2 separate regions of the Mus musculus genome follow, and region 1 is linked to region 2. Evidence: chromatin loops called from intact Hi-C (ENCODE). Cell type or tissue: heart. All regions are shown on one strand. Each heading gives the region's core, and the rest is flanking DNA. Links, peaks and the distances in the headings are about the cores only.

Evidence for each region. Peaks named below come from ENCODE experiments on the same cell type or tissue, not always from the same donor. Only the 100,000 strongest peaks of a DNase experiment are listed, where the experiment ranks them.
Region 1: a loop joins it to region 2, with 2.0 times the contacts of the local background. A loop is called at or near these places in 5 of 42 quality-filtered maps.

Annotation. Positions count from the first base shown.
Region 1 is chr11:16,795,108-16,805,601 of GRCm38, forward strand. The region is part of intron 1 of Egfr (epidermal growth factor receptor); the gene reads left to right. Among named protein-coding and RNA genes, the nearest start is that of Gm39584, 6.9 kb to the left of the region's middle. In heart, for the core only: no CTCF peak of the experiment used is centred there; DNase peaks (open chromatin) are centred at 3,154 and 5,614; H3K27me3 peaks cover 2,468 bases.
Region 2 is chr11:16,748,197-16,758,690 of GRCm38, forward strand. It overlaps Egfr (epidermal growth factor receptor), which reads left to right and starts at 4,007. Exons shown (of 28, transcript NM_207655.2): 1 at 4,007-4,374. The coding sequence starts at 4,287. In heart, for the core only: CTCF peaks have their summits at 3,902 (motif pointing left) and 4,934; DNase peaks (open chromatin) are centred at 3,995, 4,595 and 5,285; H3K4me3 peaks cover 1,964 bases; H3K27ac peaks cover 1,387 bases; H3K27me3 peaks cover 4,899 bases.

The sequences.
Region 1 (10,494 bases), core at 1,719-9,718, 48 kb after region 2:
CAGTTTTCTGGATGAGGCAAGACAAAATATCCAGTAACTTAGCAACATAAACAGAAAAGAGCCAGCACTACTACAGATTTTTCTCTTGGGCTGGATCACAAAGTACTGGCAAGAAAAAAGCTGACAGCCCTAGCCTTGTCCTGCTGAGGTCACTGTGGCCAGGGTAGTGTCCTGTGCACATGCTGCAGTGTCACATGCACATTGTCCCAAGTTCCCAGCCAGCAAATTTTCTTCCCTTGGTGCTGAAGATGAAACACTAAGTTTCACATACTATCTAACTCTGAATCACACCCCAGCCCCATTGCCATGGCCCTAAATAAAGCTCTCCTTTTGTATGTGACCCACAAGAATGTAAATTAAATGTTGCATATAAAGTTAAAATGCAAACTTCCTTTCCAATTTGTGTTACATCTGTCGAGGATCAGAAGCTGTTAGCAAAGTAATTTGGACCTTTTGTTCAAGAAACTTCGAATGGGCTTTATCCTTACTTGACCCATTCAAGGTAAGTCTCTTGAGTCTCAAGGCGTTGTACAGAGATAAGAGAACTTGTGCTTACACAAATAAGGTGCACACCCCAGCTTGCCTAGTTAGTTGCTAAGGGATTGGACAGTAAGTGCCTTGAGCCACGTGCACCTTTGCCTTCTTGTTGGCACCACAGACGTAATAATATTTATTACTTGAAGGCAGCGGTTCTCAACTTTTCTAATGCTGTGACCATCTAATCCAGTTCCCTATGTTGTGATGCCTCTCAGCCATAAAATTATTTTCATTGCTAGGTCATAACTGTAATTTTGTTACTGTTATAAATCATAATATAAAATGTCAATGTTTTCTGATGGTCATAGATGACCCCTGTGAAAGGGTTGTTCAACTCCCAAAGGCCAAACTGTGTTACTACACTTAGACTAGGAGTGCTCAGGCTTGACTGTACCTTATCTCTCCTGGGAGCCAACCCTCTGGCTACCTGACCTGTCAGTCATCATTTCTCCTCCTGAAGAATGACAAATATCTGACATTAAAGGTCCCCACCCCATTATTTAACCAGTTAGTCACCTTTGAAAAAATTTTTTTTCTGAACATTGAAGGAATCCCTTCAGTGCAGCCACATCCAGGATGAGGCAGGGGGAGACTTGATCTAGAACGTGGCACAACATGGTAGATGAGAAGATATTTGGGGGGAGAATAAAATCAAGTATCCCTCAGAGTGTGTGCTCTTGGCATGCTTGTATGGGAGATGCTTGCACAGTAAGTACGTCAAAGGTGCCCCCAGTTTGGACAACTTCCAAAATCTACCAACAGGAATTTGAATGCACCTTGTTTGGTACACTTCTTTCTGAGCTAAGTTTGCCCTTCCCTCACAGGCACTGTACACAATCTGCATGCTTTATGGCTGCTCCAACAGCCCTCAGGCATGGGTGCAGAAATCCTTAGTGCTGGCTTATTTATGGTTTTTAATTCTTCCGGCGTGTGAGTCTGCTTTTTGTCATTCCTGTCACATGTGGGCTCTTCTGAGTTGCATGCTATCTTCCCTGTGATAAAAAAAAAAAGCGCACCAAATCCACACACCTTCTCAGACTCTGAGTCACGTTTTGACAGTAATTTCTATTATGGATCCAGTAAGAACTTGGGGAAGATCAGTTTCAGTCTGCGACTTGATTTTTAATTCCCTTCCTGGTTGATCACTTAACCTGGTGCATTAATATCCATGCTCCATTCTAGATGCCTTGAATAAGAACTGCAAGTTGTGAGAAAGTTTAAAACAAACACTGGCTCACTATGGCCTTCCGTAGTTAGCTCATGTCAGAAACAAAACGTGTAAGTGGTGATCTCACACTTTCTCTCCAGTTGGAAGGCATGGGACGTTTTTCCAGAAAAAAAAATTTGTGGATAATACAGATTTTTAAAAATCATCTAACATTATAAAAATATCTCCTCTCTTCTCCACACTCCTGCTTTTAATTTCTATGTATAATATTATTAGGGAATGTGTAATTTTTCTAATGCATATCTTAACATCAAGGGACATTTTTAATCAACTAGATTAACTGGCAATGTCAAGATTATCTTGTCAAATTAAGAAATGATGTATATCAGTCAAACAACTAAAAAGTTCTGGGAAGGTCATTTTTTTTTAAAATGTATTTTCGTTCAGAAATTAATTCAAAATTAAAGCCATGTTATTTTAGAGCTCTGTTCTGGAAACTGTTGGCTATAACCATCATAATAGTGGAAAATCAAAAAGGGAACTTCAAGAGACTTTCAGTGTCACTAAACACACTTTGTCAAGTGCTTCAAATTTTTAAAGAGCAGGTATAGGTACTTGAACAGAAGGCACAGGTGTGTTGGTAGCACAAAAAGGCCACCCTTGGAGGAACAGATCACATGATCCACTCTGCATTCTTCCCCAAAGACTAACCAGTGCAGAAGCAAGAGCTAAAAGAAACACACTCTTAAGAAACACCACAGGGGCCTGGAGAGATAGTTCACCAGAGTAGGTGGCAAGCACCTTTTTCTTCTGAGCCAAGTTCAAACCTCAGGACACACATGGTAGAAATAGTGGCTTCCCACAAGTTGTCCTCTGACCTCCACCTGTGCGAACTACCTCTCCCCAAAACACAAGTACAAACAATAAATGAGCAATCAAATGTTTACATCATAGTCTCAGGTCAGCACACTGTCTCTGCTAACCCGGACAGTAGTGGTTGTACTTCTTGCCCTGTTCCTACATCATGCAAAGGACCCCGCCTCTTAGCCCCTGCAATCATTACCTTTTGCTCTGAACCTTCCCTTTACGGAAGCTTCCCTTTTATCAATTGTCTTGTAAATGTCACCACTGAGACACAAGTTCTTCTGTAGCACAGTTTATATTTAACTTCAGAATATATCCACTGTGGAATATACTTAGAAACAATAGCAAGCAATATATTTAGGATGAATTTACTAATCTGATTCCCACCCCCACCCCCAGATTAAGTCCTATTTATGTCATTAGTTATACATGGCTGTGTTCTTCCTGAATCTTAAGAATACATCCTTCAGACTTCATGACATTGGGCTACCTGAAGCCTGCATCCTGGTCACAAGTTTGCTTAGGAGGCAGATCCCATCACAGTGGTGAGAAAAGAGCCCAGGCAGCCTCTCAGGAGATCACAGCTGCTGTCTCTGGCAAGCTCTGAGCTACACCATGTTCTCTGGGATTGGAACTCTTTATTTTTTTCTTCTTTCAGTTGGTCTGCAAATAGGATTCTACAATAACCCATGTGCATGAAGTCTCCAAATCAGAATTTGCTGAGCTAAAAAGAGCACTAAATGAGATGGGCTGGCTTTCAGTTGGTGAGAATGCAATCTATAACTACATAACAGTTCTTTACAAAATAAGCAAGCAGACTCACTGGGCATTTCCATTCAACTGGAAATATCCAAGCTTATTTAACTCAATTAATTGTTCTTGTCCATTTTTTTTTACAGCCTAGCCAGTGTCCATTAGCAATTAGTTATGAATGGCACATTTGATATGGAAACATCTCATTTGAGGTGCTACTGTGGTTTATTTTGAAAATTTGGTTAGCTTTGTTCTAACAGCTTTAAAAGCATTACAACCCGTCCTATCCGGGAGCTTAATGAACATTCCATACAACTTACCTTGCCAAAATTTTGGACTGAAATAAAATCCTCACCATAACTGAACAGACCAATAGAAATGGTAACAAATATCAACAAATATACTTAAAACTCAAGAAAGCCTTGCAGGTTCCTTTAATGAGTCACAACATATAAAGATTTTAATATGAAGGCTCCATGCTACCAGCAAAAGCTAATTTCCTTGGCAGACAAAATTGTAATAAACATTATGCTATGCACCTTGGTTTAAGTTATTAGGACAATGGGGGGTGTATGTGATGGGGCATGTTCGGGGAGCACAACAGGAGGGGGATGAAGACTGGACTATAAAAAAGGATTAAAGATTAAAAAAAAAAAACATGTTTTTAGGACAGTGTGTGACCCAGATTACACAACTAATGTTAAGAGAAAGATTTTTCTTTTGGATTTTTGTTGCTGGGTATACCCATTTTCATATGCAAGCACACACACACACATTCTTCATCTATTAGAGATGAGTGAGCTGGCCTGCTCTCATTGCTTCAATTGTGTTCTGCCTCCTAAGAATTCTCATGACAGCAACTTGGGCTTTCAAGTGGCCCAGTGTAGTCAAGTTCAAAACAATATATTCCTAAGCTTCAGGAGGAATGTAGGTATGTTTGATCCATGATATAAACATCATTTAATTCATTAATATTAGAGCCCTGTATGAATCTTCCAATGCTCCTTGTAATAAACCCCAATTAAAGCATGATTGCTTCACACAGAAGCCTCCAGCAAAAGACTTCTGCCTGTTTGAATGCCATTAGTGGAGTAGACAGCTCTCCATTCTCAAAGAATTATTTGTACACACATTGTACTGACCCACTTGAGTATGTCAGATTATGTTATGTCAGAGCTCTGAGGAACTTCATATAAGGTTTGCACCTTCATAGGTATGCCTGGTCCCTGTCACTGGCCATTCTATTGTAGGATGTCAATAAACATGAAGAATAGACAATGGGAAGTGGGAAATGGCAAACAGCAGAGGACATGAATCAGCATGTGCTTTGAAATTAGAAAATGGAAGTCACTGCAGAGAGAGAACCAATAACAGCTAAATAAAAGTTAGATAACACTGCACATTACTGCCAATATATGTGTGCCCTTACTGAGGACATACACAATAATGTGTGACCTGAAGAATCATTTGATGCTTTGGCAAGATGATTGAGGGTCTGCAGTGCACATACAACTCAGCCCTTCCTTCACCTCTAGGACATCTTGGCAAATGTGACAGTTTGAGTGACTAGTGTTCTTTGCCAGCTATAGGCTACTTATATGGTGCTGTGAATGGGCCAAGAATCTGGCCTCTGGAACACAGCATTCCTTGACAGTCATTAAGTAAGGTTTCTGAGGAAAAAAAATATTTATGGCTGTGGGATTGTTTTCTTGAAGATACCTAGAGAACACAGGTGTAACTATGATGCTTTCCTTACTGACTGGGCCTTAGCTTAGTCATGACATTTACACATGAAAGTGAAAACTTGCCCTTTCCTTGGTGTCCCACAGGAAGCCTGCATGTATTCACTGCTGCCTGTGTTGTGTCCTTACAGGGATGTATAAGGGCTGTGTGCCTGTGCTGGGCAACCTGGTTCACACATTCCCCTCTAATTCTCCCTACAAGACTATGATGTGATTAAATAACACCAGTTTACTTTCACATGGAACAACTCAGAAGCACTCGCAGCAGGGCAGCTATTTAGGCTAACAGATCTGAACCTACTAGAGAATTTGGAAAACAGCATTCTAGGGAAGCCCAGGAGCTGCTCTAGGCTGCATGAAGTCTTCCTCTAGAGTTAGCTTCTAGAAGAGATGCTCTGGAGACTTGGCTGGTGAGTGGCAGAGTTGCGTTGTCTTTCGCCCTAAGGCAGCTGCGAAGAGCTGGAGGCTGCGTCCTGAGCTGCTATTGGAGAGCAGGCTCTGACGCATCAGGCTCAGTCTTGTTTAGCTAGAAAAGCTTGGCACAGTTGTAATGTTTCTCCAGCTAAGCACTATCTCAAGTGACCCAGTGACACTGTGGGTGTAGAAGGGGGAGGAGGCGGCCAGGGCTGCTGGGGCAAAGTACATGGCTGTGAAGAACATTTGAAAATAATAAGTGTGAGTCAGAAGCAGGCTTTACTCCTGACACTCTGGAAACCATGCAACACTTATCTTGCTCCTGTTCTTGATAGGATCTTACATGTTTACATTTGCATATGGGCATTCAGGAAGGAAGGAAAGAAGAAATAGGTGGTGGCAGTGAGGATGAGTGTTCCTCCAGTGTTAGGTGACAGAGCTCTGCCCATCAGGCTTCCAGTAACACTTGCCCACAATACCATCCCTGAAGCACTTACCTGCACCAGAAAGTTCCTTTTACATTATCATTTTAGACTTGACACTGTCTCCAGAAAGGGGAAACCTTTTCTACTTTCTTTCTTAAATGATAAGAAATACACACCAGTTATACCAAGTTAGCTAAAATACCTTAGCACATAAAAGTTTATACACCTCTCTCTTCCTCCTTCTGCTCTGGACAGCCTGGGGAAATAAGTTTTATAAACTGTGATGTGTCTTTACTTGCCTACAAAAGTTTGGAGTAGTTTGGAGACCACATGCTCCCTACAGCTAATGAATGAATGAATGAAGTAATGCCCATGCCAGTCTAGCATGGATCAGTCTTGATTAGAGCTTGGGTACTGCTACAGAGCCATAGATTTTGGCTGTCCTAAGAAGGGCAGGGAGTGTCATTGAGATGGAATTGAATAGGCAATACAAGGTCCCTGTGACATCACTTGCCCTGCTCTAGAGCAGTGGATCAGCGGCATGCACAAAGAACCTCCTGACCTGTGTTTCTTTATTGGCCTGTTCATGCTAGCCTGGGCTTCTCTATCGACTAGAGTGGGTTAGAGCAGAGCACCGGACTCCCAACCATTCACCAGCTCTTCTTGTTCTTCTGGATAACAGAGAGGATTTAGGTGGTTTCAGAAGGATAAAGAGAATCAAACTTAGCTTTCTGAAAAGCTATGTGGGTTGAAATAGTCACAGGCTAAATTCAAAGTAAAGGGTGAAGGAGTCCTGTGTTGAGGCTAGGTGAAGAAAAGAAGCCCACATGGGGGTTTGGATGGAACATCCAGAGAGGGAAGGAAGAGGCGGAGTCTAGGAGGGAGCAGGTCAGCAGTCTCAGGGGCTGTAGAGGTAGTGCCCTGTCCCAGCCTGCATTAGAGACAGTAGGTGGGCTGATGTGCCTCGGTACAGATGTGCCCATGTGGATTCTGCCGAGGTGACAAATGGCCAGAGTGTGAATGCTGGAGTGAGGAGAAATGGAAAAGAATTGTGTGTCCTGAATCTGGGAGAGATGTTGAGAAAAAGAGGGTGGGCTTGCACATTACTTCATTTCCCCTCAGAGATGTGCTCTTTGTGTGACTTCTCTTCCAGGGTCTGGATTTCAGCGAAGGTTGAGACGCATGTGAATTAAACCTCCGTTCCATTTACTTTCTACTATTTTGTTTACTGCTGATTTTCTCACGATAGTTTACTGTGATAGTACACTGTACTATCACAGGTTGTTGTCGTTGCTATGGCTGAATACCACAGACCGGATGATTTATAAAATATAGGATTTTGTTCAGCTCAGGGTTAGGAGGCTTGGAAGAGTGAAGTTTGGGAAGCTGCATCTGTGGGGCACCTTTGTGACAGTCAGGACTCTGCAAAGCCTCAAGGCAGTGCAGACAGTCACATGGAAAGGGATGGGATAGGCAAGACAGTTTTGTGACAGGACTACTCTTAAGTTAGCTAAATCATCCATTAGTTCACTAACAGATTAATTCACTCCTGAAGGCAGGTCCTTGTGACCGAATCAGCTCTTAAATATTCTCACCTGGTGTCACCTTTTAATGTTTCCAAGCGAGCCTTAAATTTTGATGGAGTCTTTCAAACCACACTGTGTGCTCTCATTTGCTGATTGTGGAGAATTTTGGTGGCCTTCTGGGTTTGTGTGCAAGAAATAGGCTTGCCTTGTTTGCTTTTTACTGGCTATTATTTTCATAGAACCTCAAAACCTTAGTAGGCAAAGGAAGTGAATCCAACAGCTGGTGAGAAAGAAATGCTGTGTGCTTCTAAGAACTCCGACAAAGCTGAAATAGGCATGCAGCCAGGACAGACATTTGTGCATTCAGGGTTCTTTATATAGTCTATGTTACTCACTCTCTACTAGTAGTATATAATAGCTCACTTTCAATTTCTTGACATAATCATTTGCTAGATAAAAGAAAAGAATCTTATCTCAAAAGTGTTTGCCTTTCATGAATTATGCTTTTTGCACTCATGTTTTCTCATAGTATCTTCTAGAAGGTTTTTGTTTTGTGTTTTAGATTTAAGTATGACATCTTTCCTTTTTAAAGTTTTAAGCAGTTACATCCTGGTGCATGCTTTTGCTATGATGTCCATTTGCTTTGAAAAGGTCCATGTTTTAACATAAGACACTGTAAGGCTGCACTGTGCAATAAGTACCCATCTCTGCTTGTTGTTTAGTACATACAAGATGGAATCCTACCTGTCGATTCACCACACAAGCAGAGCTAGAGGACATTATGTCACAAGGCTGGATGCACAATGGCCATTTTGTGTGACCTCACTTACATGTAGAATCTGAAAGGGAGGGCAGAACCCATAGAGGCAGAGAAGCATGGTCCCCAGGGGCTGAGGAGATGCCCTGGGAAAGCAACCAGATTTCAGTTTGCTGGAGGACATACCTTCAAGAGGTCTATGGAAAATAATAGTGACTACAGCTAATAACAGTGCGTTGCAGACTCTAGAACTGCTAGTGGAGTAAATACGTATCTTTTTACTATTCCAAAATAAAAGAGAAATTATATGAAGTAACACATACATTAATTATCTTAAGTTAGCCATTCCACAGTGATGAAAATATCAATATATCACATTTAGTACCGTAAATATAACAATTTCATTTGTCAACTAAAAATAAAATTAGATAAAATAAATAACATCTACCATAGCGTCGATATAACAATGAAAAATATGGAACTCTGTTGAGCCAGGACACAACCCAGTGACATCAGTCATTTGTCAGGAAGGTTAAATTCCCTGCCCTTACACAAGGAGGCACTTCTTGTAAGCTTGTAAGCTCTGCACACTCACATGTGTTCTGCAAAATGTAAAGACAAACACTCATTTGTGGATCCCAGATGTTGAAGATGCACACCCGACTGTCACACTTCCACAAGATCTTCACATAAAACAACAAATTTGCTTTGAACAGAAATCATTTGAAATGTATTCTTGGCAGAACTGTGTGTGACCAGGGAATAGAAATGATTAACAGAATGTTATGGATTGTGGACTATTGCAACAAGAGAAGTTATCCATTGATGCCATCTGCACACAAGACCCACCCCTGAGATGACAGATTCTGTGCTGTTTATTTCTTCATTCACCACAGCGGTGGGAGGAGAAAGGTCTACTGAGCAGGGATGATGCGCATCTTTGGCTGGCCCATTCATGCCTTTGGCATGAAGGAATCTTGTCTAGACTAGTTCTGGTTTTCCTTTTCTCAGAGGACTTTGCCCACTTCTGGGACAGGCCAGGTCCAAAGTGCAATGTGGAAGAACAAGAGCTCAAGACCTGGGAGGTGACCTGTCCCCAACTACCTCTAATTATATAGAGGTGGGCGTGTCTTCTGAAGTGCTCTCTGTTGCCACTGGGAAAGCAAGACTCAAATCTACTTCTCCTGGATAGTAAGTTCATCTCAGATACACCCACTTACCTTGGGCTAGAAATGGTCACTTCCACATAGTTCTCAACCCTGATGGAAGGAAGGCAGGTTATGAGGCCATTCTGAAAAAGTGAGTTTTGTTTTGTTTTGTTTTGTTTTTAAATTTCTAAACCTTCCATGCCCCTCACTTAAGAGCATGCCTTGGTATGTTCCAGGTCATTCTATAAAGTATTCTGAGCCAGTCAACAGTTCAGAAATAGCTAACATGGAAACCATTCTATAACATTAGCTTAGTGGCTTACAACATAATTTCAACCTGTCCAAGTTTAGAGATGTTTTATTACAAAAATCCTTTGAGAATTCCATGCATGAGTTTTCTGCATTTCTATCATTATTACTTTTCCCTTCCCCTCCATCTCTTCCCATGCTCCCCCCACACACTATCCTCTTTCAAATTCATTACCTCTTCTTCTGTAATTAAATATAAATGTATACAATACACACACAGACACAGACATGCTCACGCACACACACATACACACCCTACTAAGTTCAATTAATGTTGCCTATATTTGCCTGTGTTTAAGGCTAACCACTTAGGAATGCTCTGCTCCCTAAAAGAACAAACAACTGATTCCCTCTCCCTAAGAAGTCTTTAGCTCTTCATTTAAGAGGAGAGCATTGTGACATTTTCTCTTCCATGTTGGCATGCTGATTGCAAGCATATTGTAGAATGTTAATGGGTGAAGCATTCCTGTACTGCCTAAAAAAAAACCTCATCGGTAATCAGGCTCTTAAAATCTCTCTGCCTCCACCTCCAGGAACTTCCCTGAGCCTTACAGTGCCCTTTATTCTTCATTTGGACCAGTTGTAAATCATTCTAATAGCCTCTGACTGCCTAAAGAAGAAGCCTCTGTAATTATAGCTGAGAACTCCATCTACCTATGGACATAAGAATGAATATTTGAAAGTCAATTGGAGACTTCCAGTCACATGATAGTAATTGGTTCTCCTCTAGGGCTCGATATTGCCATATCCACAGACTATTGTGAATTCCTGTAAACTCAGTGTACTTTAGGTTCAGTTGGACTACTCCAAGTGCTGATTACTCCTAAGATACAAGTGGCTGTTATTGCACT
Region 2 (10,494 bases), core at 1,102-9,101:
AGGTCCAGAATTTGCTTTTTAAGATGTCTGCAAACTTTGAGATCTGTTCTTCTGCTTTGTTTTTCCTCCCTCAGATTCACTTGAAGACACAACTTGTCTTTCTTCCCATGACATCCGAGAATTCTGGAAAATCAATTTCATGTCACTCTTAGAGAAGAGTAAACTCCTATTCAACATACCACACTCAAAAGCCTCTAATGTAGCCATTTGTCAGAAAAATTGCTTGTTAGTGTATGTGGCAGAGAATAAACATCTTGTTGTGTAATGATGGACACACTGTAGGTAAATTAATTAATTAATTAATAAAAATTTAAAATGTGGTCTTGGTAGGCTGGCAGAAATGACTTCTTTTGGAAAGAACAGAGGAGCCTTGCATAGCCAGAGCTTTGCACACAGGCCCTGTGGAGAGTAATTGAAGGAACTACTTGGTACTTCCTACACTCGGTATGGGTAACCCAGATGAAATACTCTGTGTTACTACACCATTCTGGAGGGGCAGCAGCACTCCAGACTCTGCTGAACTCCGGTGAGATGTCAGTATATCTGATGATCCGTGTGCCAACTTATTTGTTTCTATCTTATTATGGACAGGTGACGTTGTTGTTTAGAGAGGATAAAGAACTCTCTGAGTCCTTGCTGAATGTTGGCACACATTTCATCTGGGTTACCCATACCAAGTGTAGGAAGTACCAAGTAGTTCCTTCAATTAATTTCCACAGGGCCTGTGTGCAAAGCTCTGGCTATGCAAGGCTCCTCTGTTCTTTCCAAAAGAAGTCATTTCTGCCAGCCTACCAAGACCACATTTTAAAATTTTTATTAATTAATTAATTTATTTATTTATTTATTTTGGTTTTTCAAGACAGGGTTTCTCTGTATAGCCCTGGCTGTCCTGGAACTCACTCTGTAGACCAGGCTGGCCTCAAACTCAGGGATCCTCCTGCCTCTGCCTCCCAAGTGCTGGGATTAAAGGCGTGAGCCACCACGCCTGGCTCAAGATCACTTTTATTTAACATAAGCATCAATAACTCTAGTACTTGCCAATGAGTACAAATTCATCCTGACGTTACTCTTCACAGTTAAAGCCCAGAAGATTACACAGTGCATGCAGAAGATCCTCATGTAGGTGACCAAAAGGGAAGCATATTTCATAGAACCTCTCCTAGTTTTGTGCTCTGTAACTTCAGTGTCACTGATCTCTTGGTGATGATCTTGAGGAGGCTTTGTTTCTAGGAGGCGGATTGTAGTTGGGTCACACTGAAGGATGTTCTATCATGGGGCCATATTGAGGGATGTTCTAGTAACTGCCAGAAGGTCACACCAAGGGTTATTCTAACCATCAGCGTATGAGTGCTGTTGCTTCTTAACATAGAGAGAATCTTGACTATTCTTAAAAATCAGTTGTAGCTATCATTATCATTTCTACTTTACTATGTGTTCATTATGACTTGTGCCACTGACCATATCCCTTGATAGAAAATACATTTTAAGCCAGAGTTCCAGTCCTGGAAACATGAACATGGGAATCATCACTGTCTACAGACTTTTAAAAACTCATCTCCAGGCTGGTGAGATGGCTCAGTGGGTAAGAGCACCCGACTGCTCTTCCGAAGGTCCGGAGTTCAAATCCCAGCAACCACATGGTGGCTCACAACCATCCGTAATGAGATCTGACTCCCTCTTCTGGAGTGTCTGAAGACGGCTACAGTGTACTTTCATATAATAAGTAAATAAATCTTAAAAAAAAATTAAAAAAAAACTCATCTCCATCTTCATTTTGTGTTCTACTGTTATATTTCTTGCTTGGCTTTTTCTAATCACCCCTTATTATTGTATTACTTTAAAAACTGCCCTAAGTTCCTATTTGGAACATACAGCAGAAAACTGACACCTAAGCTCCCCTCCCACATATGTCCCTGGGAAGTAGGTACAAAAATCTCGGAAACAGTAAAATTTTTCTGAATGTGCAATAATAAAAGTTTAATCCAGAAATTCTAAACACACTAAGGTGTTTCTGGCAGAGCTTCACAGTGCTGCATTGCACTTCACAGTGGTCTTGCTTCTATACACACATTATTCACTCTTTGCTCTGTGCATGCTGTTACACCGTGGAGTACCAAGAAGTGCTGCATCGAAACTCAGTTCAGATGCAAGACTACCATATGGTATGGCTGCAAAAGTTTTACTTATCACATACAATTGTCTTCTCTTATAGAATAATAATGTCATAATACAGAGAACAAGACATTTTTAATATTCTCCTACCATCATTCCTTAGCATAGGAGCTTCAAATGAGTATGTTTGGTTATGTTTGGATTATATTGTGTTTGAATGTTTAATATTTAAAATCAATGTCTTAAGTCTCTTTATAAAAAGGTAACAGAATTTTAACATAGGATTAGGATGAAATTTCCAAGATGACCCTAAATATATTTTTTCTGTTTCATGCTTTGAGAATTGTAAATCAAAATATTAATTAACTCTGAACAATATTACAGATGTTCTACATTCCACAGCTTCAAGTACTCATTCAAAACCTAATTTTTTGTAACAATAAACAAATCAATCTCATTGGTATGCAAATTTGCCTTAATCTTTAGTAAGTGGTAAAGTCATATATATGCCAAAAATTATCTTAACATTGCATTAGGATCTACCATTAGTCGATGTCTGATTTGAACACCTATTTTATATAAAATCCCAAGATTACATAAAAAGCATCTATGAAAAGAGGTTGCCCGTGGGAAAAGTTTAAGAAACCCCGCTCTACTTCTCAGTGAAGGTCTCAGGTTGTGATGAGGGTCCCTGCACAGGCTGGGTGACGTGTTCCCATTCAAGACGCCACCTACAAAACTTGGGCAGCAGCCCTGACTTTGCAGGGTGCGGACGAAAAGTCCGGAATGCCTCCTTTCTGGCTGCATGGAAAAAGCTGGACTGAGCCTCACTGGTTAGCCATGACTTCTGCTAACAAGGACACCCACAGCAAAGGGGCCTAAATTAGGGGACCAAGTGATTTTGTGAAAAACTCAGAGACTTTGGATTGAATGGAAGCAGGGGACATTCCTCTGATAGCTAAGAAGTAGGGACATTGGTTGGTCTTTGCTGAAGGAATTTAGTTGTGGGTCCTGAAGTTCAGGGACACATTTCTACTGGTCAAATTCTAAGTGAACTTACTTGGCAATTTGCCTCCTGATGTGCGGCAGGGCTAGCTGAGGTCACTAGAGGATGCTAACTGCTCTAAAGATTTGTTCACTGCTGTTATGTCAAGTCTCTGCTTTTGTGGAGGAATTTGCCTCATGTGTACGTTGCTTTGCTTTTCAAGCACTCCAGACTGGCTCCAGGTGTAGAAAATGCCATGTTCTTCAACATGCATGCTTTCATCCAGCAAATATACTGAGGCCCTTCTAAGTGTCAGGAGTTGGCTGCCCTTCTTTCAGAAGACATGGAGGGTTCTTGATGGGATCTGAAGGACCCTTGGACTTCTTAGTGCCACTTCAGACTTGAGGCACCCGCCTCTGCCTGTGCTGTTGGAAACTGCTGCCAAGTCAGCCTGACCCTTCTGAGATCCTGGAGAAGTTATGGAGAATACGTGAACAGCGTCCCCACCTGTGTTATTCTCCAACCTGTGCTCTGTGGTTGGACAGTTTGTAACCGAGGTGGTCCAGAGTTGTTTGGTTAATTGAAAGAAAGGAAGGAAGAAGGTGGGAGACAGAGGGAAGGAAGGAGGGGACCCTGGCATAGATTGGCTGGACTTCCTAGGTCCTGAAATGCAGCGGAGCGGAGTCCCCTCAGAAATTAACTCCAAAGGCCACCCACTGACCCGCTGCACACAGCCAGAACTCGCCCCCAGAGCCTTGTCTAGTGGTGGCCAAGGCCATCCACCACCACCTTCCGGTCACTGCCTGCTTTCGATCCTCGCGGAGAGCGCTTCCTCTCTCCTGACATTCTCCTCCTCTTCGCTCCTCTGGATCCCTCCTCCTTCTTTAGTCCCTCCTCCTCCCGCCCAGCCTCCCCCAGTCCCGACCCGAGCTAACTAGACGTCTGGGCAGCCCCAGCGCAACGCGCAGCAGCCTCCCTCCTCTTCTTCCCGCACTGTGCGCTCCTCCTGGGCTAGGGCGTCTGGATCGAGTCCCGGAGGCTACCGCCTCCCAGACAGACGACAGGTCACCTGGACGCGAGCCTGTGTCCGGGTCTCGTCGTTGCCGGCGCAGTCACTGGGCACAACCGTGGGACTCCGTCTGTCTCGGATTAATCCCGGAGAGCCAGAGCCAACCTCTCCCGGTCAGAGATGCGACCCTCAGGGACCGCGAGAACCACACTGCTGGTGTTGCTGACCGCGCTCTGCGCCGCAGGTGGGGCGTTGGAGGAAAAGAAAGGTAAGGGCGTGTCCCACCGGCCCGCGCCCCCTGCGAGCTAGCTCGCCCAGTCCCAACCTCCGCTCGGGACTCTAAGTCCCCAGCCGCCCGCTCCTCCTCTTCTGGCTCCCAAAGGCGGCCGGGACCATAGGAGGAACTGGACGGAGTCTGGAATGGGCGAGACTGGGGCCGCCGAAGGAAGGGAGACTGGGCTAGGAGCAGAGGGGCTGCCAGGGCAGCGTGGGAGCCGCGGCTGTGCGCTCCGGGGCTCTTGACTGCTGCCAACTTAGTTGCCTCACTTTCCTGCGCTCAGTAGGCGTTCGGAGCAGAAACGTGGTGCGGGACAGCGCGGGACGCCGGGCATTGGCGCACGTGCGCCCAGTACTGTCAGGGAGAGCGGAGGGACCCCGGATCCTCAAGCGGGTCGGGTGTGTCCCACCCGCTCAGTGTGAGAGTTGAGGGACTGGAGTGCGAACCAACGCGCCCCTGGTCAAGGTCGGAACCTCTGAGACGCGCGGTTTCCTGAGCGCGGTTTCCCTCAACTCCTCTCTTCTCCAGCAGGGTACTCTCAGGACCTGGTAGCCTGAGTCCCAATGTAGCTTGCAGATTTCTGGCTTGCCCTTTCGCGGGTGTGTAGTTGCAGCAATGACCTGGAAGTGTGGAGATCTCTCTGTCACTAACCACCTAGGACTTCTGGGAAGAGATGGTGTTAGTGGTCATTTGCTTCTTCACTAGGAAAAAAAAAAGGAGGGCGTGGGGGTGGCGGGTGGGGTGGGTCGATTCCGCCTCTTAGGCATAGAGCATGCCAGAGACTTGCCAGGCTAGGTGCACTGGTTGGGGACCAAGGCTCCATGCCAGATTGGAGCTAGCGTTGCGGGGTGGCTACTTCCCCTGGGATCCCTGAATTTGCCCTTTCCCAGAAGCTTGGGCTGCTGCAGCATCACTTGCCTTTGCAATGGATGGCTGACCTCCTTGTGACAGCTGGGCCCTTGGGTGTAGTGCACCCTTGGTGTTTCAAAATGAGGCCGGTAGCAAACTTTCTTACTTGTTAGCTGAGACGTTCCCTCTTGGGTTTCTTTTTCTTTTCTTTCCTTCCACACCCCTCCCCCCCCCCAAGTGATTGATATTTGGCCAACTAAAATATAACCCCTAATTAAAAAGAAACATTGATGTCCATGGATCACACATGCCAACTGTCCAGACGGAACATGAACAAGTCTGGCTTCATGACTATCCGACCATAAACCCACTTGACACGAGAAACATGCCTCGGAAGGTTTAATTGCACAATTTCAAAATCCAGCCGCTCGGGTTCCAGGAGTCAGGTCTGCACTTGCTGTTGATGTCATCCGCATCCAAGTTGGACTTGGGGGTTGGTGCTCCGTGCACTTTTGTTGGAGGGGGTGTAAGGCTCAGTTTCCCAAACTTAACTACACAATGAAATCATTTGGGTTTAAAAATCAACAAGCAAAACAAACTACACCCCTCCTCCGTTGTTTAGCTACCACTCCATACACTCAGATTTCACGGGTCGATCTTGAGAATTAGAATTTTCAAAACTCTTGTAGCATTTGATTTGAGACTCGCTAGCATAAATGAAAAATTGATAACATCTAAAGGAAGACTACCACGACGGTTCTAACGAGCAGGAGTCTGGGAAATCTTGCAGTACAGGAAATAGCAGGGATAAAGTCGGTAAAGAGGGCTTGCTTTTTTCACAGATGGGATGGAGCACTGTGGAGCTTTTCTCCTACCTTCCTTAGCTGAAGGGCTCCAGGCCCCATCGGTCAGTTGCCTGGCATCTGTGCCTACCCATAGGACTCCCTCCCCTAGTTTTCAGTTTCCCTTAGAGCCCCTGTAGAACACCAGTTGTCTCAGCTTAACTCTGTGTTTCTTCGCTGTTAGGTGTTACTGTTATGAACACTGTTAGTGGTTGGAGATTTGTTTTCGGTTAAATAAAAATGCCACTTCATCTGTCTGTTTGTATGATATTCACTTAAAGCCAAATGCTTCTGGGTGTAGCAGGAAAGGTAGCAAGCAAATATTTATCTGTCAAAGTAACGTAAAAAGGCTAAGTTCTAAAGGACAGATTATTGAAAACGTGAGACACCCTTTCTGCAACAGGCTGATAAAAGATTTGTTTGTTTAATTGGTCAGTTTTGTTCCAGACTGGCTCCCTTAGTTGAGGTAGGGTGTTTATCCTTCCCTCCAAATCTATGGTACCATATGTAAATGTCATCAAAGCAGAAGACAGTTAGACTCTGTTTTCAGTGCATTGTCAGTCCTCACATTGCATGTAGTGAGAGGTGATTCTCATCATCTGTTTGGGGAACCTATGCACAGAGAAGTGTAGTGATTTTCCCCCATAGCTGTTAAGAAGTGATGCCAAAATTGATTCAAGTTCCTTCCACCTCCAAACTACACTACCTTATTGTAGGAGGACCAGGCTAGGTTAGGTGTGTAAATGACTCAGTTCTGATGCTAGAAGGATAAGGACCAGGAAACAGGCATTTGAAAAATCAGTCCCCATCTGAAGCTTGCTTGTTTAGTGGCCTACTTTCCTGTTCATGGATGCTGTGGTCTCCTGGGTTGCCTTTGATGGGGGCAATGTTGTCACTAAAACAAAATATGGGCAAGGTATTAGCTTGGACTTGCTGAGCAAGTTCCACCTGTACCATGATGGCAGGAGAAGGCGCTTCTTTGGAAAAGATCCTGTGCAGAGCAAATGAGGAGAGAAGGGACCCTCAGCCTGAATAAGGCAGTGGAGTTTGGAGGTGGAACCAACTTGAAGGGGATTCCAAAGGCTTCTCAAGACTGTCTGTCTGTCTGTCTGTCTGTCTGTCTGTCTGTCTCTCAGAAGACTGGGTCTTGGGAAGCCCAGTACTGGCTTTCTATCCAAGAAGCTTATGTTTTCATTCCAGGTCTAGATTAGATGGAAAGTCCCACTGGAACTCCAGGCTTCTGAAGTCTCCTTTCTAGATTCAGTAAATGTTTATTGCTTGTCTAAGATGTGGCAGACATTATGAGTTTAAAGGGGGATCTTAATGATTATATTATTGCTTCCAAACATATGTAGTTCTTGAAACCACTAGTTAAACATTGGTAATCTGCTTTTCAAATATGTAAAACAGACTAGTACTCCGACTGACTTTCTTACGGTGCACATTCCCAGTGGTAGGACATGATGTTATCTGAAGTCAGGTGGTGACACCAATAGACTCAACAGCTTCCGTTGGCTTTATTTACTTAGCCTCATAAGTCATAACTTTTCTAAAAGGAAAAAAAGGTGCTGGATTTGATATCTTAATCTCTGAAGGCTCTATCACTACCAAAATGTCTGGTCCTTTTGACGGGCTATCTGTGAAACGTGTATGCTAAGAATGGCTTTCAATCTTAGCAGTTCAAGCAGCTTGCTTTAAAAGCTATATGGGAATTATCACAGGGGGCCCTTCTTTCATGTTTACACTTCTGGGTGATTTCTTTCCAACAGACCTAGATTCCAAGTACCCTTTTCTAACTCTGTTCAACTTTTCATCAACAAAAGGCTAAACTTAAAGTTTTGGAACATTTTTTTTTTATCCCTAAATATCTCTGCAATTTCATTGTTACTGAGGAGTCCCCACACATAAGCTGCTTTATATAATTATGTAAGTTAATCACTATTGTTTGCCTTTTGAATATAAGGCCAGGCATTGAACTATTTTTTTATCCTTTTCTTTGTATTTGAGCCATGATGCATAATTTGTGCCATGCTGTCTATGTTTTGAGATATGAGAATGAGTTGGTCTTGATACCTCCCTTGAAGTGTCTAAAAGTTATTTATTAGAAGACCTAGTGAAAGATCATAAGACAGAGTCATAGAAGAAATGGAAGATCTGCATGGGAAAGGGATACTTTATAAGACAGAGTTTTGCTTTTAATTCTACCTGAGGAAGAGACAAAGAAAATCCCCAAATGGAAAAATCATTTGGGAAAAAGAGACTACTGGTTACAGAAGTGGCATCGAGAGTCAAGATCTGGAAAGCACACTAATGCCCTACTAAGGTCAAGTCAATAGGAAGAGAGAGAATGTTCTATACAGTTCCAGATGAACTCCATTAATCACAGCACAATTTTGGATCTTCTACATGAAAAGACTTATTGGAGAACTTAAAGAACTGCCAGGAAGTGGCTGCTGGTTACTATCTCCAGGAAACCTGAAGCCTGGATTGTTGGGTATCAGTGGAAATAGGGAGATGGATGACCGTTACAGGTGACATGAAGCGAGATTAAGGAGGATGCAGAACAAGGGACTGGCAGACTGATCTGGAGGCATATCTGACAAGGATGCCTTGTAGGGAACAAGTAGGGAAAGCTAAGAATGCCAGCTCAAGACAGAAACTTCCAACCTGAAAGTCTTGGTAGACACTGAGTCCATGTGCAGGGCTGGAAAGTTGGAAAATAACAGAGAACAGAAGCTGAGTATGAACTCAATGTTTAGATGCATTGAGTGTCAAGTATTGAGACAGGAACATTTATGGGACAGCAGACTTTAAAACAACAAGGCCTACCATCACTTTCTTAGATATTTCTATTTCTGTTAATGTCATTGGCTATAGAAGCATTATCCCCATGACAACCTCCCGTCAGATGCTCACTCTCACACCAGTGTTAAACCTGTCAGGACCATGGATTTACTCCTTCTTTATATACTAACAGAGACGTATTTCTAGTTATCGATCTTTTTAGTTGTAGTTCAGGAACTCATGTGTAATAGTTAGGCATGTTGCAAACCATAATGCTTATAATTGCTGCACAGCCTCCAAGGCAGATCCCCACTTCTTAAGTCATCATCAAACCGGTACTCTGTACAGTAAAAATCAAATGAAAAGCCTTCTAAGCGGTTCCCAAGCAAGGCAGAATATGAAAACAGCCATCTCTACAAGCCCATCTCTTGGTGTGGACACAGCAGAGGAATGAGAGAATGGTACTTGCTCCCTCTCAGAGGACTTAAACGTATTGGCTGAGCTGGGGGAGCCATGTGTGCACAACACCCTGCAGGGCATGGTTAACAGCAGATGTGATTTGAGATTTCTATTAAAGCACACAAAGGAGAAGACCTAATTCTCCCCACATGATAGGGGCAGTTTCTCAAAAAGAGATAGTTGCACTGAGTCTCCACAAGATGTTGGCTGGTCTCAAACAAAACAAAAAGAATGTGGAAACTCTGGGCAGCACCACCCAGCAATGTGCCTTTCCTGGCCATCTGTAACCCTGAAGTCCTTTGTAGTGAATGCAAACAATTTATTCTGTCTTGCATGGTTTACTTAAAGCACTTTAAAGAAAGTTATTACTTCAAAAATAAAGTGCATTGACTGTGAAGTGACACGATTTGAATATAAGTGTTATTATTTAAAAAGTAACGAGAAAATATGAAGAATTAACTAGAATCTCTAAACTGTAATTGGGAGATTTTAAAGTGTCCCACACAATAACATTCTCCCTCTAAACCTTGCTATGGGTGAGTAAAATGATAATTTTGCATGCTTTATGAATCTCCCACTACTGAAATCAAAGGATTCGATGTCTCCTTAATCGTAGCCACATTAAATATGTATTGAATCATCATGAGCCCCCCACACATCTCCCACATTGAGCCATTGCCACTGTGAATTGTAAGATGCATTTGGTGTACATATTCACCTGTGTGTTTGCGTAGATCATGGAACAAACAGGTAGATTCATAAAGAATAAGGAAAGCATGGCTACTGGCTACTGCCTGGGCACCTATGCCTGTGTGTGACTTAGGGATCTCTGCAGGTGACCTGGGAGAGTTTGAAAATCGACTTTATTTTGGAAGTAGAAATATGATACCAGACAATTTTACCGTTAACATGAGTGTGTGTGCATTGACTGGCTGACATCATGACTGCGTTAGCAGCTGTGCTCCTGGTGTAGTGTTGTTAAGACTACTGCCAATGCTCTGTCCCCGTCGTCCACTTTGAGATAAAACGGATGCGTTGTGAAGATCTCTGAGAACGAAGATAAATGAGATTTCTACTGAATGGTGTGGTTCTCTGCCTTTTGCCATAACTTTTCACTATTTTAGTGTCATGAATATAGGACTCTATGTATACACACACGTGCATGCAATACCAATTA